Regions from separate parts of the Mus musculus genome. Here all the other regions are linked to region 1. A link is a loop called in an ENCODE intact Hi-C map of the cell type or tissue named here. Cell type or tissue: left cerebral cortex. All regions are shown on one strand. Region 1 overlaps Fam135a (family with sequence similarity 135, member A). Region 2 has its middle 56 kb from the start of B3gat2. Region 3 overlaps B3gat2 (beta-1,3-glucuronyltransferase 2 (glucuronosyltransferase S)).

What was found. Hi-C counts contacts between places; a loop is a spot of excess contacts. Peaks named below come from ENCODE experiments on the same cell type or tissue, not always from the same donor. Only the 100,000 strongest peaks of a DNase experiment are listed, where the experiment ranks them.
Region 2: a loop joins it to region 1, with 4 times the contacts of the local background. A loop is called at or near these places in 8 of 42 quality-filtered maps.
Region 3: a loop joins it to region 1, with 8 times the contacts of the local background. A loop is called at or near these places in 25 of 42 quality-filtered maps.

What each region holds. Positions count from the first base shown.
Region 1 is chr1:24,032,338-24,037,337 of GRCm38, reverse strand. Fam135a (family with sequence similarity 135, member A) reads left to right here. Exons shown (of 21, transcript NM_026604.4): 12 at 4,602-4,675. Among named protein-coding and RNA genes, the nearest start is that of Sdhaf4, 29 kb to the right of the region's middle. In left cerebral cortex, a CTCF peak has its summit at 3,094; DNase peaks (open chromatin) are centred at 3,145 and 3,332.
Region 2 is chr1:23,703,731-23,708,730 of GRCm38, reverse strand. No RefSeq gene overlaps it. Among named protein-coding and RNA genes, the nearest start is that of B3gat2, 56 kb to the left of the region's middle. In left cerebral cortex, a CTCF peak has its summit at 3,015 (motif pointing left); a DNase peak (open chromatin) is centred at 3,020.
Region 3 is chr1:23,824,304-23,829,303 of GRCm38, reverse strand. The region is part of intron 2 of B3gat2 (beta-1,3-glucuronyltransferase 2 (glucuronosyltransferase S)); the gene reads right to left. Among named protein-coding and RNA genes, the nearest start is that of B3gat2, 65 kb to the right of the region's middle. In left cerebral cortex, a CTCF peak has its summit at 2,032 (motif pointing left); a DNase peak (open chromatin) is centred at 2,037.

The DNA of each region.
Region 1 (5,000 bases):
AGTTTTGTTGTTTATTTTAATTATATTATGGGTTCTGTATCAGTTTCTCAGTAATGAAATTAAAGTAGAAATTAAAACAAATTTTCAAACCTAGCTAAGAAACATTTAAAAAAAAAACATAAAATAATGATTGAGGTCCAGACTTAGGTAAATTTTTTTTAAATTTGCCAAGTTATTATCAGTTCTACTGTTGCCTAAATTAGCACCATTCTTGTAGGAAGAGTGGGAGCTAAACTTTGGCATGACCTCCTTTGAGTGCAGTTCTGACTGGGGAAAGCACAGTTTTACATTGGCACTTTATTTTTTTTTTTCCATTTTTTATTAGGTATTTAGCTCATTTACATTTCCAATGCTATACCAAAAGTCCCCCATACCCACCCACCCCCACTCCCCTACCCGCCCACTCCCCCTTTTTGGCCCTGGCGTTCCCCTGTTCTGGGGCATATAAAGTTTGTGTGTCCAATGGGCCTCTCTTTCCAGTGATGGCCGACTAGGCCATCTTTTGATACACATGCAGCTAGAGTCAAGAGCTCCGGGGTACTGGTTAGTTCATAATGTTGATCCACCTATAGGGTTGCAGATCCCTTTAGCTCCTTGGGTACTTTCTCTAGCTCCTCCATTGGGAGCCCTGTGATCCATCCATTAGCTGACTGTGAGCACCCACTTCTGTGTTTGCTAGGCCCCGGCATAGTCTCACAAGAGACAGCTACATCTGGGTCCTTTCGATAAAATCTTGCTAGTGTATGCAATGGTGTCAGCGTTTGGATGCTGATTATGGGGTGGATCCCTGGATAAGGCAGTCTCTACATGGTCCATCCTTTCATCTCAGCTCCAAACTTTGTCTCTGTAACTCCTTCCAAGGGTGTTTTGTTCCCACTTCTAAGGAGGGGCATAGTGTCCACACTTCAGTCTTCATTTTTCTTGAGTTTCATGTGTTTAGGAAATTGTATCTTATATCTTGGGTATCCTAGGTTTTGGGCTAATATCCACTTATCAGTGAGTACATATTGTGTGAGTGAGGTAATACATTGGCACTTTAAACTACCAAATTAAATGTCCCTCATTCTAATGTGTAGATACTGCATCCAGTAAGACCAGTGGGCCAGGGAACTATGAGAAGCATTAACTAAGGTTTAAGATTTTTTTTTTTAATGTTGGCTGTTTGATATTACAACTAAGTGGTAAGTCACTTGCCTAGCTTGTACAAGGCTCTGAGTTTGACCCAAGACACCAAAAATGAATGAATGAATGAATGAATGAATGAATGAATGAACGAATTAATATTTTAACAGTGTAGGTACAATTTATGTCCTAGGAAGAGTTTGAAATAGCCACATTGACATTTTTACAGTGATGTAAAAAGTTTGTCTTGCATTTTTAAAGATATACTACTCTCTAAAACTATTTAATATTCTTTTAATACAACTGTGACTATGAATGTTAAGTTATTAAGGAATATTTTCTAAATAGTTTTTGTTTTATTTTTTACAAGGTTTGAACAGACTTTGGCTTTTACTGTAATTATAAATAACTTTTATATGTAAGCATTCAAAAACATACATAGCATTTTCCTGAATATAGCTGTCCAAAGTAAACTTTAATTGCCAATAACGTACTTTCTAAGGCATTTTTTTCTTTTAAATTATTTTAACTTTTACTTGGAAAATTTATGTAATTCATGATTTTCTACTTTCTTTAGAGTAATACCTGTAATTTAGCCCTTTCCTAATGATAGAATTATTACAAAGTTTAGATAAACTCAACCTGAACATACAAGCATCCTATTCTTCCAAAATTATTGGAATATTAGTTCCTATGTTAAAAGGTCCCAAGTTGTATTTTTTTATTAGTATTTCTTTTTTTATCCTTTACTTACAAGAATTTTTGGAAGGGGATTAGCTAGCTAGTTGGATTAGTCAGTTTTTTGTATCGTCTTTCTTTTTCTTTTTTTGAGACAGTCTTCCTATGCTGCTCTAGCTGTCCTGGAACTCAGCATGTAGATCATGCTGGCCTTGTACTCACAGAGATCCACTTCTGCCTCTCAATACTGGAAGTAAAGGCGTGTGCTGCCATGCCTGAGGTGGATATTCTATATCAGGTTATTATAGCTGGGCATGGTAGTTCATGTCTGTTATCCATGCGCCTGGATAACAGAGTCAGGCTTGCCATGAGCTTTTGATCAACATGAAGTACAAAGCAAGTGCAAGGTTACAGAATAAGACCCAGTCTCAAAAAAGGAAAGAGAAAGCACGCAAGCTTTGCTTCTCACAGTGTTGTCTGACTAGTTATATGCTGTTGTCGCTGCAAATCATCATGTTCTCTTTGACGGATATTGTCCTTAGTACAGTGATGCTCTCATGTGAATTCATCAAAATGTATTTTAAATGTGTGATGCCATAATTCAGATATCACTCCATAGAATCAGAAAATGCTGAGCAAGGAATGGAGCTCCTTGGGTAGGCACTGCCTCACATGTGTGCTGGGTTCAGATTCCAGCACCAGGAAGAGCAGAAAGGCCTAGAAAGTTTCAATAAAGATAGGTAAAATAAAATGGCCTATCACATGTACAAAAATAAAGTTTTACTTTTTAAATTTGCTCCTTTGGAAGAGATGTGGATAGAGAAATCAATTCATTTAAGTAAGTTAGAATTGTATCTGTTATTAAATGTGAGATAGTTTGTGTACTAAAGCATTACGGTAACACAAAGAGCAAAGGACATGCAATCAAACATTTGTCAGGTGCCTTCACTTTTCAGGTTACTATAACAATTATGATCTGTGACATGGAGACGCTGCACATCCAGGGTTAGGCATGTAGAATTAGTGTAACAAATACTCTTAACAATTTGAACAAAATAGTAGAGTGAACCCAGAAAAGAACAGTGAGCTCTTTAAAGCAAAAGTTCAGCTTTTTTTCTATTTGTTCAAGTTTGAATAGTTGTGATATTGATTATTTTTAAATTAGAGTATACAACCAAACTCACCTTTATAAGCAGCTGTAACAAAGCAATGATATAGGGAGGTGTGGTATCCCTTCAATTTAAATTTGCAAACCTAACAAATTTTAATATTATGTGTTGCCATCAGGTGGCAGTCATACCACAGTTACCATGACACAATAGACTCATTCATTGCATGTTATCTTAGTGTGCTAATATAACTCAGAGAATCTGGGAAAAGAACTTCATTTGAGTACATAAGGCAAGGAAGTATTTCTGCAACAAGCCTTGGTGTAAAAAGGCAAAAAGCTAAGACCTTTAGAGCACAGTTTTGGAGTTTCCCAAATGTGTACTTGAAAGGCCAGGCTTATCACTTCCTTGGCTCTTTTTGCAGTAGATTTCTCAAGTACTAAAGGAAGATACCTCCCCCGTAGCATGCTAAGGTTTACATCAGCCTCAACACAGGCTTACTGCAGGAATCAGGGCTGCTAAGGAGAGAAAGGAAGCAGCTCACTGACTCTAGAAGTCCAATGGAAGCTAAAGGAAAGGAATGTCCTCTGAGGAACCGCCAAAGGAGACAGAAAGGACATAAGGGAAAGGGTGGGTATTATTAAAGAAATATAATGTGCACCTAATGTAATAAAAATAGACATTTATACTTTATAGTCACCAAATGAATGTGTACACACACACCAAAAAGTCCTTAGTATAATATGATTTGAACATGTGAATATTTCTCTTCCCTCTGTGTACCCAAGTAAGATATCTTCCCCTCTTAATTGGCTTACTAGTAAGTACTCTAGTACCAAAAAACAAACAAACAAAAACCCTCCCCTTTTATAATTAAAAATAAATGTCAAAATACAAACACAATGGAGGAAATAGCAAATTCAGTATATATTTACGAAGTACATTCTTCTATAGCATGCCAAAATGTGTTCTTAGTGGGCACAGAAGCCATCACGGTGCACACCTTTAATCCTAGCACTGGGGAAGCCCAGGCAAGTAGATCTCAGTGAGTTCAAGGCCAGCCTGGTCTACAGTGCAAGACCCAGGCTAAACAGACCTAAACAGTTAGACCCCATCTGAAAAAGCAAAGTATAAAACAGAGTTCCTCCTGTAAAGAACACCATATTACTAGAGAAGGATGTGATCTGTGCATAGTCGTGTTAAGGCAGGATGAGTGAGTGCTAGACAGAAGCATGTGCTTATAGACTGTCCACATCGAAACTCCTGGGCACATAGTCTTTGTTCTTCAGGGTGCCATGTGCACAGCAGGTATTGATTGTTATTTCAAAGTGCATCACCTGAAGCTCAGAAGTCAACTGCCCAAAGTCCCAGTGCTAATAGGTCAGTCAGTTCATGGTCAGCATACATCAGTGTCTGTCGGAGCAGACATGGTCCGTCCCCCATGTGTCAGGAAGCAAACAGAACAAGAACCATGGAGGAGAAGTGGGATACAAAATGTTAACTTCTCTCACTCAGTTCTGTTTCTTTAGTCCACACAACCTAGAAGTGCAGTGATTTAGCACTGAAGGGAAGAAGTTGAGTCCTCACAGGCCTGGCTTTGGGTGCCTGGTGGAGTCGGCATCTCCACCTGGATTCTGTGCTGGACTGATGTGAGCCGCCACGTGATCAATGCTCCTTTTTTAAATTCTGTAGGTTCGCAGATTTTCGGAGGCGTTCTTTTGTTTTGAACATCCAAGAGAAGCTGCCATTGCATACCAAGAACTCCAGTAAGTAGCACAAATTCAAAATGCAGCTAATTCTATTTTATATCCTTTTACATATGATATCTTAGACATAATTAATAACAGACTGGATAGTGTTTAAAGCAGAAGAAAATGAAGGCATTTCAGATTTAGAAATCCAATCGTATTAGGTTTAATCCTAGGAATTACCTTTTGAAAGTCCCTTTCTGATCAAATAAAAGCATAATGGACTAGCATAATGGACTAGCACTGTGTCCCTTGATGTAAGCTTTGCCACACCTTTGATAGTACCATGGGCCTCTGTTCTGCCCATGCTGCCAACTTCTGCTTCTCCTTTCTCAGGTCAGAA
Region 2 (5,000 bases), 330 kb after region 1:
TTAAAACTCAAACATGCTAATACAATCCAAATTTATGCTAATAGTTAAATGATGCGGAATGACAATAGGAAGATATTGTCTCTGCATTTGGTAGTTTAGCAGAAATGAACGTGTACAGCGAAAAAATTGAAATGTATAACATATAACCGTCTGGAGTCTGAGCTGAGGCTGAGGACGCGCAGGCTGCAGGGTGTGCTGGTGTGCACACTGTACAGCACACGAGCTGTGAGCCACACACGTGACCACTGCCAGAGACATCTCCAATTCATCATGCGTTTGATTCTGACTTAGTTTTAGTCAGCGTGGCGGTCAGAAACCTGTTATTGTTACCAGTTTCCATGGCCCCATTTAGTTCAACAACTCCATTTAGAGTCATGACCTGCAATTTAAGAAGGCAGGTTTTTCTTTAGCTCTTCTTAATAGGGAGGTGTGTTTTTCCTGGTTTCAGGTGGGTTTGACTGGAGGAAGCCAAGATGGACGGCAGCCATGTTCCCTCTGCTGGCTATGCAGCAATCCAGGGGCACTTCCGCTCTCCAGAATTTCTGCTTTGTCACTGTATTCCCGTGCTCTTCTACTTTAGGGTATCAAAATTCAGCTGTTTACTTGTTTGGGAATTTAATGGTAAGGAGACGCGCTGGACGTTAGTCAACAATTTTGCTGAACGTCTAACCTGCAGACTTTGCAGTGCTCTGGTTTCTATGAATTCAAAGACAGATGAAACATAAAATGGAATTGGCTTGTTTTAGCTATGGGCCAATGGTCTGTGATGTAAGCCCTTTGACTAAGGCCTGTGACCACCAGTTAGGATTCTTGGGCTGCATCTGCAGTTCTTCAGTCTTCTGAGAGGCAGCAGCCAAGAAACACAGGACTCACTAGAGAAAGTCAATAATCTCACTCAGCATGGCTCACAATTTAACTCTCTAGCTTTCTCAGCTCCTTTCCCCACCATCGCTTCTTCTGTCACATACATAATACACAGACAAGCATATGCACATACATATGTGTACACACATATGGCTACAAGGATACATAACCCACACACATAGATACACAGACACACCCCACAGATACACATTACACATGTGTGGATACACAAATAGCTACACATACACACACACATACACATATGGATACACAGATGCACAGACACACACATGGGTACACAGATATACACACATATGGATACAGTTACACACAGACACACATACATAGATACACATACACACACATATGGATATACAGATATATACACACACACACACACATATACACAGACACATAAACACATACCACACGTATAAACAGATAAAGACACACACATCTACATAGAGACAGAGGAACACACATACATTGTATACACACACATATACACAGACACATAAACACATACCACACGTATAAACAGATAAAGACACACACATCTACATAGAGACAGAGGAACACACATACATTGTGTACACACACACACACGGATACACAGACACACTGATACACAGACACACATATATGAATATACAGATACACACACACCTACTTTGCACACACATACACACAGACAAATAGACAGACACAGACCACAATATAAACAGATACAGACACACACATCCACACAGAGACAGAGAGACACATATACATTGTACACACACACATACTGTACACACAAACACACACTTGGATACATAGATACACTGATACACAGACACACACTCAGAGAAATACACACACACACACACACACACACACACACACACACACACACACACACACTTTCTGGGGTACCGGAGATGTTATGTCAAAAGCAGGAGGCTGATTCCTGGCTCAACTATTTTCTGGGTCACCTCCTACCTGTTTCTCTGTTGCTCAGTTTACTGAGGTGAATTGCTAATGCCTTATTCCTTGCCTTCCTCACTCCTCCTGTTTCCCTGATGTGAAAACATCCCAGAAAATTTGCATATTTGGCTGTAGTCAGGGGTTTTGGACGGGCTTTAGTGACTGTGTTGGAATAATTTTTTCCTCCTCTCACTAATCCACAGACAGGGCCTGGCGTTGGGGGTAGGGTGGGATTCACCAGTGCCCCCAAGAGGGAGTGAATCGATAGGACTGTCGCTGTTTCCATCTGTCAGGGTGACATGCCAACTGGCTAATGCTGAATTATTGATACTCCTTCCCAAAGCAAGTTAAGCAAACAATCCAAAAATCAGTGAGAAGGGGGTGGTTGGTCACAAATGAGGTTAAATCCATTTTGTCACAGGAACAAGAGGCTGATGGCTGCCTCCAAGGCAAATCTGTCTGATTTATGTTACTGCTGCGAGGACCTTGGTGCCACAAAGGGAAACAAACCAAACCAGAACAGAACAAGAGAATTAGCCTTCTTATCAAAGAGGCTTCAGATCTCTCTCCCTAGGAGCCACAGTGACTGGATACCTCCTTTGGAGCCCCAGCGGTGGAATTCCTATAGAAATGACTAGAAAGGAGCATGAAGGTTTCCTTGTGTGATTAGGGTTCTTCCATGACTTTGACCTTCAACCTCGAAGGTTACGGCTCGGAACAGAGCCTCAGTGGCAAACATCTCACTCTTGATTTTGGGTATTGGGATTGGAGTACAATTAATGAATCTGGGCAGATGACAAGCTGCTGATTTTACTGAGTGGTTTCTTGGGAGATCACAGGCTTACTCCATCTCATAGAGTCTATCCATTGGGGCAGCATATTATTGTTATTCACCAGATAAACAGCTGCTTTAATTTAAAACAGAGGTACCAATAGGGGCTTGTCTTGAAATCATGGATGCTCCAGGCCGCCAGGGACAGTAGCTAGATGGGAAAGCTGTGTCTTCTTTTGGATGAGCCATTTATTCAAGCGCCTGCTGAGATGTGTGCACAGAGCAGAATGGGTAAAGGATTGCCCATTTCAATCATTCTATAACATCTGACCTATCTTTTTTTTTTTTTTCAGCCATCTTTCCCCAAGCCCAGTGAAGTGTTACAAACACGGGTTTACAGCACCATCTAGTGGACAGGAGAGGGGGGCGGTGCAGAGAGAACGGGCTCTAACATTTGAAAGCCAAATCTGGGGTATGGCCCAACCAGTTGTCTTGCTCACTGTAGGGTACCCTGGATACATTCCGGACAACAAGAAGCATGGACCCAATACTGGAACTGCTTCTGTGGTGTGGTCAGTAGGTCTATGATTGGGGCAGGCAGGGTAGAGAGGCCGAATCCACAGGAGCAGGCATTGATCAGCACATTTTGCTCAGTGGGGAAATCAGTTATTAATCAACAAAGAGCTATCGATTTCCCAGTGCCATCTCAGCCAGAGAGCGATGTGTCCATTGTAACTACTAACAATCGGTGTTCTGGGAAGTTAACCACTAGCGACTGTGTCCCTGGCTTCAGCAAGCAGATCATTAAAAGATGGGAGACCCTGAGCTCTCAGAGGGATGGCTAGAGCAGACTGAAGAATTTTAAACAAAAGATGGAACTCATTTGCATTCTGTGGTTCAAAATGAGGGGAGTCATTAATTCTCTTCTCATAAGAAGCATTTGAAAGCTGCATACTTATATACCATGAGACTTCTTTTGTTTAACTAAAAATGTAATTATTGGAGCCAAGAAGGAAATCAATAATTGACAGATGTTTATCAAGTGATTGCTAGAGCCAGACATTTAAAAAGGGGACAGACATTCAGTTGCTGTCCTTTGGTTTCTAGGAAATACTTGGTTTCATATGGTACTGATGCAAGCACATTGCCAAAACCTGGAACCAAGGTTTCTCTAATTTTATATAAATTCTTGTTAAAGTTACATCAAAATACCAGCAAGGCCTGAGGAATATTTCTGAAGAGAGACACAACACTCAGCTGTTGGATTTCTTGCCTCATTTTGTCTCAATGGGCTTATTTTTACTGATACTATGTTGACTTTCAGTGTGGTTTTCTTACGAAAATTACCCTTTAACCCAGCAATTTAAAATTAATGGCTATACAGTCCTTTAGGCTTTGAGGCAAGGCCAGGCCCCTGAAAGCTTACTCTATGGGGTCCAGTCAAGGGCAGAATTGATGTTGGATACTGCCTGCCTGGATTTCCTACTCTGTCATACAAGATTAGCTAGTCAACAATCGACCATGGGAAAAGGATGACATCTTCTTGGAATCTGGTCAACTGGAGGAATAAGAAAAACAACAGCCCTGCCTGCCTGCAGGGACTTGAACCAAGGGTCTTCCCATATCTATGCTCCTTAAATATTTCATCAGTGAGCTATATGCCCAGTCATAATCTTGTCTACCTAGTGTACTGGAAAGGGCTAGGAGAAAAAAATCAACAAGCAATCAACAACAACTCAGCATAGTTTAAAAAAGTTTTAAATGTAAAATGATCTCTGTGGGTATTTTTGGATGAAACACACTTGTCTGAGGATTCAAAGCTGACATTTACATGTAAGTAATGTCATGTCTAGTTTTATGCCAACTTGACATAATCTAGAGTTACGTAAGAGGAAGGAACCTCAATCGAAAAAAAAAATACTTCCATAAAATGGGGCTGTAGGGCATTTTCTTATAGACTGATGTGGGTGGGGCTATCCGTGGGATGGTGGTCCTGGGTTTTATAAGAAAGCAGGCTGAGAAAACTATGAGGAGCAAACTGGTAAGCAGCATCCCTCCATGGCTTCTGCATCAGCTCCTGCCTGCAGGCTCCTGCCTGGTTAGAGTTTCTTCCCTCAATGGACTGCGATTCAGGATATGTAAACCAACAGAACCTTTCCTCCCAAGCTGCTTTAGATCATGGTGCATCGTCATAGCAACAGTAGCCCTAACTGGTTATCTCGCAGAGTGATTCTCCCCAGCTCTATCCACTTGCCTATGAGTGAATAAATAAATAAATTTGCTTTTTTAAAAAAATAGATGAATAAAATTCCATTGTGTAAATGTATCACGTTGTCACCATTGGTTACTCAGTTGATAGATACTTACTTAGACCGTTTCCATTTCCTGGCTATTGTGA
Region 3 (5,000 bases), 210 kb after region 1:
CTGTTGTTTGGCTGCCATTCTGTAGACTCCCCAGTGGTAGCGTTCCATCCACTCTTGAGTAGGGAACCCTTCCTGGCAGCCCCATATTCCTGGAGCCACTGTGCCGAGGCCGCCTCACGTGGGACTGTTCAGACTTCCTGCTGTTGATCTTGCTGTACAAGATCCCTTGCTTCCCGGCTGGCATGCAGAGACCTTGGGTTGGATACTCAGTACCCTTGGGGCATCCTTGTCTAGTCTCTAAGTGATGTTTCACCATAGCTGCCAGCTCTTGTTTTATGATTTCACAGCCTCAAGAATCCCACTGAAGCCTGGCGTGGTGGCGCACGCCTTTAATCCCAGCACTCGGGAGGCAGAGGCAGGCGGATTTCTGAGTTCGAGGCCTGCCTGGTCTACAAAGAGAGTTCCAGGACAACCAGGGCTATACAGAGAAAAACCAAAAAAAAAAAAAAAAAAAAAAAAATTCCACTGAAGATACACAAGGAGAGAGCAGTATGTGTGTGTGTGTGTGTGTGTGTGTGTGTGTGTGTGTGTGTGTGTGTATGTGTGTGTGTGTGTGTGTGTGTGTGTATGAGAGGGGGAGGCAGGTTGGTTAATGGCCACAGAATTACTGTCGGGATGAGTAAGTTCCACTATTGTACAGCACAGGAAGGGGGACTCTGGCTAACAATAGTATAGTGTACAGTCACCAGGGAAATCCTGTCCATATTAGGCACTTTTTTTTATTACTATGATAAAACACTATGACCAAGGCACCTACAGAAGAAAGAGTTTACTTGGGCTTATGGTCCCAAAGGATTAGTATCCACCATGGCAGGGAAATATGGGAGCAGGTGGTAGGTGTGGCACCATAGCAGCTCAGAGCTCACAGCTCAAACCGTGAGAGGAAGCTGTATGTAGGAAGCACAGAGGGACACTGGGATTGTTACGCAGTCGCTTTGAAACTTCAAAATGTGCCTGTCAATGATTCACATCTCCTAAAGCCACACCTCCAATTCTTCCCTAAACAGTGCAACTAACTGGAGATTCAAGCATTCAGATGCCCAAGACTATACTATGGGGGTCCTCTCATTCAGACCACCACATCCCACCACAAATTCATCCCAAGGGATGAATATGCTAATTACTCTGACTTAGCTGTGATGCATTTGACATATATGGCACCTTACCCCACAAATACACATAATTCTGTGCCAATTAAAAAAAAATCATACATATTTCAAATGGATCCTTGTATATTCTCAATGGAGACAGGCGCTGGAGAGGAGCCATGTTAGCCTAATTACTGAGAAGCCAACCAACAGCTTAAGTGGAGATCGCCTCAGTTCCCCTTTTGCTGGTCCAGTAAAGGGAGGTTTGCATCAATAACTCCACTGTGCACCCCAGACTTGGTAATGAGGCCTTCCTGCCTGACACCCTCAGAATGACTCGGGCAGGGCCTGGGCAGCATCAGGTGTGGCTGTAACCCCAGAACAAGTTATGAATAACAGGAGAGAAACATAGTTATAGCTCCCGGTCACCTATTCGTCCCCTTCTTACCCCAGGTGCCATCCCATAACTACCTCAAGACAATAAAACAAAACAAAATAAAAAAACCCCAAAAAACAAAAACAACAACAACAATAAAAACCACCACCACCACCAACAACAACAAAACACCAGCTCCCACACCAGCACCTGGCTCCTCCCCTAACCAATGAGAGGCGAGCATATTGGTGATTTTGATGTGTAGCCCAATGAGGACCCGTGGACCAGACTATGCTCGGTGCGTTCTGCAGTCGAGCTCAGCATCTTTGCTGTTTAAATTTCCTTGTAAGGAAACAGTGGCAGTGTTGTCTCAGAACCAATAACAGGGCATTAACTCTTCATTTTGATAAACTCCTTAGAGCGGAGAAGGGAGAAAAGTTAAAATTAATGAATTCAGTAAACACTTCAACTGCTACTTCCAGGAACAGAAGCTTCACCTGGAGGGAGACACGGAGTAGAGGCTGGGGCCCTTCCTAGCTGAGGTCAGGAGAACAGTGACATGTGCGCCACCTTGTGGACACATAAATAAATGTAGGATTCCAGAGGCTAAGATCAAGAAAAATCACCCAGAGAAAGCCATTACTGCATCCACGATGAGCCTTGTACAAGGAACTAGAAATTGGCCGGCAAATACAGGAAGGCAAGGAGACATCCTACCCTTGGGCTGAGGGTAGCGCATGCCACTCTCGATGACCGGGCCATCCAGTAACAAAGGGCAGCAATGGCTGACCCTGGTAGTTGGTGGTGTCTACTGTGCTTAGAATGAGGGACCAGGGTGTCTGGGTGGTCTGGGAGCCAAGAGATCATTGCCTAAATTTAACTTCATAAGCCAGTGCAGAGAGAAGCATGGTAGCCACAGCAGCCAATCCATGTTCCAAAGAAAAGCTGGCATCCGTGCCAGCTCTTGGTTTAACCAGAGAGAACATCTTAATTCTAATTATTTACATGAATAATTGCTATACCTCTTTAACAGATCTGAGTTGTATCTGCAGATGTTCTCTGTAAAATGAGGGTGACAGAGTGATCAACATTTCTTCCTGTGACTCAGTAGAAAGAAAAAAAAATAAAAAGAGGGAGAATTCTTTTAACTCTTTCCCCACAGGTTATGAGTACATCCAGCAACCAAAGGTATGCCTGGATTCCGTCGACCAATCACTGGGGCAGCTGGATTCCACCAACCATTCACAGGGGCAGCTGGATTCCGCCGACCAATCACAGGGGCAGCTGGATTCCACCAACCATTCACAGGGGCAGTGGCATCAGACAGCCATCTTATGGATCTAAATGTTACAAATGGCCTTTGCTTTTGCAAGCTTGGGTGCTTTTGCTTGGTTGGCTTACTCAGCTGGGAAATTATAAAAATGAACACATACGTGCTTCTGAACAGCTCTTTAATGATCTTTTATGGGTCTCTTCTCTCATTGATCACTCTCTTCTTGGGGTGTTTCATCTAAAAGCTGGGGCCAACATTTACCTCAGCGTGCCAGTCTGCATGCTGAGCAAGAATGGTAGTGAGCAAGATCCACCAGCCAGCAGAAAAATGAGGTCTAAAGTGGAGTTTGCGTGCTCTGAAGTTACCAACTTTGGACTGAATTGAAATAGCCAAATGCAGGTATAGGTTCCAACATTCACATAACAGCAGGCACATCTGAGCACACATTCTCATCTGAACTTCCCATCACCCAGAGGGCAGGTGGTATGACCCTCATCGATAGATCAGGAAGCAGACTGTGTTTCTGGGTTAGATCTTTACCATGTGCTGCCTGCTGATGTCCAAGTGGGACCTGGAGGTCAGTGACCCACCTATCCACGGCTGCCTGCATGGATCCGACTGCTGTATTAATCAAAGCGCTAACCAGATTCATCTAAAATCAGGTGACCTCTGAGTCACATTCATCTTTCTTGGTTAAGACACATTACAGCCTTTGAGTATTTACAGTGTTCTGCTGGGTGCTTGTATGCTACACCTTAAGAATTTCATTTTCTCTGCTCTGCAGAGAAAGAAGATGGAGGCCCAGACATCAAAGACTGGGGTCCTATGGCTGTAAGCAGAGATATGGGATTTGAAACAAAGTGGGAAGGCTGCCTCTGTAGCCACAAGGACATAACTAATTCCCAGCTCTTAATCGCTTAATCCCCATACAAGTTACCGATCACGTTTAAGTATTAGGTCTGTGTGCTGAAATGAGGAAGACGAGTAGCAAACTGTTGAGTGGATTAAAAGTGAGGATGCACACAGGGACCGATGAATGCCTGCTAAATGTTAAGCAAGTAACATGTAATTATTGAGTTGGCTGGATTTCAAAGACATAAGGAAAATATAGGTTTCCCGTATCCTTAGTTTTGAAGAAATGGTTTATTGTATCAATACCTCGAGGGATCTTCTGATCTTCTACTATATAAACAGAGCAGCTGGAATTGAAGTGGTACATGCACTCTGGAACCTGCTCCCTGCCCCTCCTCTACTGCCTTGCCCTGCCCCCTCACCAGCTGCACCAGAGAGTTTCTCTGATTGTGAGCGCCCAGTTGCACGGAGCTGGGTACCCATTTTTACTCCACACAGTCATGACTGAAGTGCCCTGGGAGCTGAAGTTCCCTGTGAACATCTCTATAGAGCATCTTAGCTGCAAATGGGCAAGAAACAAGCAGCAGGTTGCCGATCACAGGAACACTTTGCCGCTACCCTGCTCTGCGCTGAAGTTTTCTCCTAGAGACCCCCCCCCCCCACACACACAACTCCAGTGACAGCCACTTCACACCAACCCAAGACCAAAGCCTGGGCTAGTAGACACCACAACACACATAAAGCCACTCTGTGGACATTCTGGGACTTTCTAAACCTTACCGGGCTTTCATGCATGGAAAACAGCATGCTTGGATGACAAATGGCCCCAAAGGAACAAGGAAGCCATCGTATATTCTTGCAACCATTTTACACAGAAAGCAAGTAAATGTCTTGGTGCGATTGCTCCTCTGGCTTTGGTGGCCATTTGATCCCAGATGGCTCTTAGCCAAGGTGTACAAAACAAACATCTCAACAAACAAACAAAACAACCCCACCCCAAACAATAAAAAATTGCAACTTAAAAGATAATACAAACCACATCAATTAAAGCTAAAGCAAACTTCAGTTTAACACATCAGTTACCACTGGGACACATACAGAAAAAGTGCTACAAGCTACATGTCTGCTGATTTATGACAGTAAAATGAAATGGCTCCTTAGGATGTTATGTCCCTGGTGACTGGGTATTGAAGGCCACCTCTCACCTCTTACCTCCTACCCTGTCCTCATCTCTCTCCTACCCAGAGAGCTGCAGAGTCATCAGCCACAGCCATCATTCACACTGTATCTGCTGATGTGGCTGCAAATATATGTCTAATAACACAAGTTGCCTATTTGAAGCATTTCAGACTCTCCACTAAGCACAGGGCATTGTACTGCATCGTCACTAAGTCCTCATGGTTTGACCCCT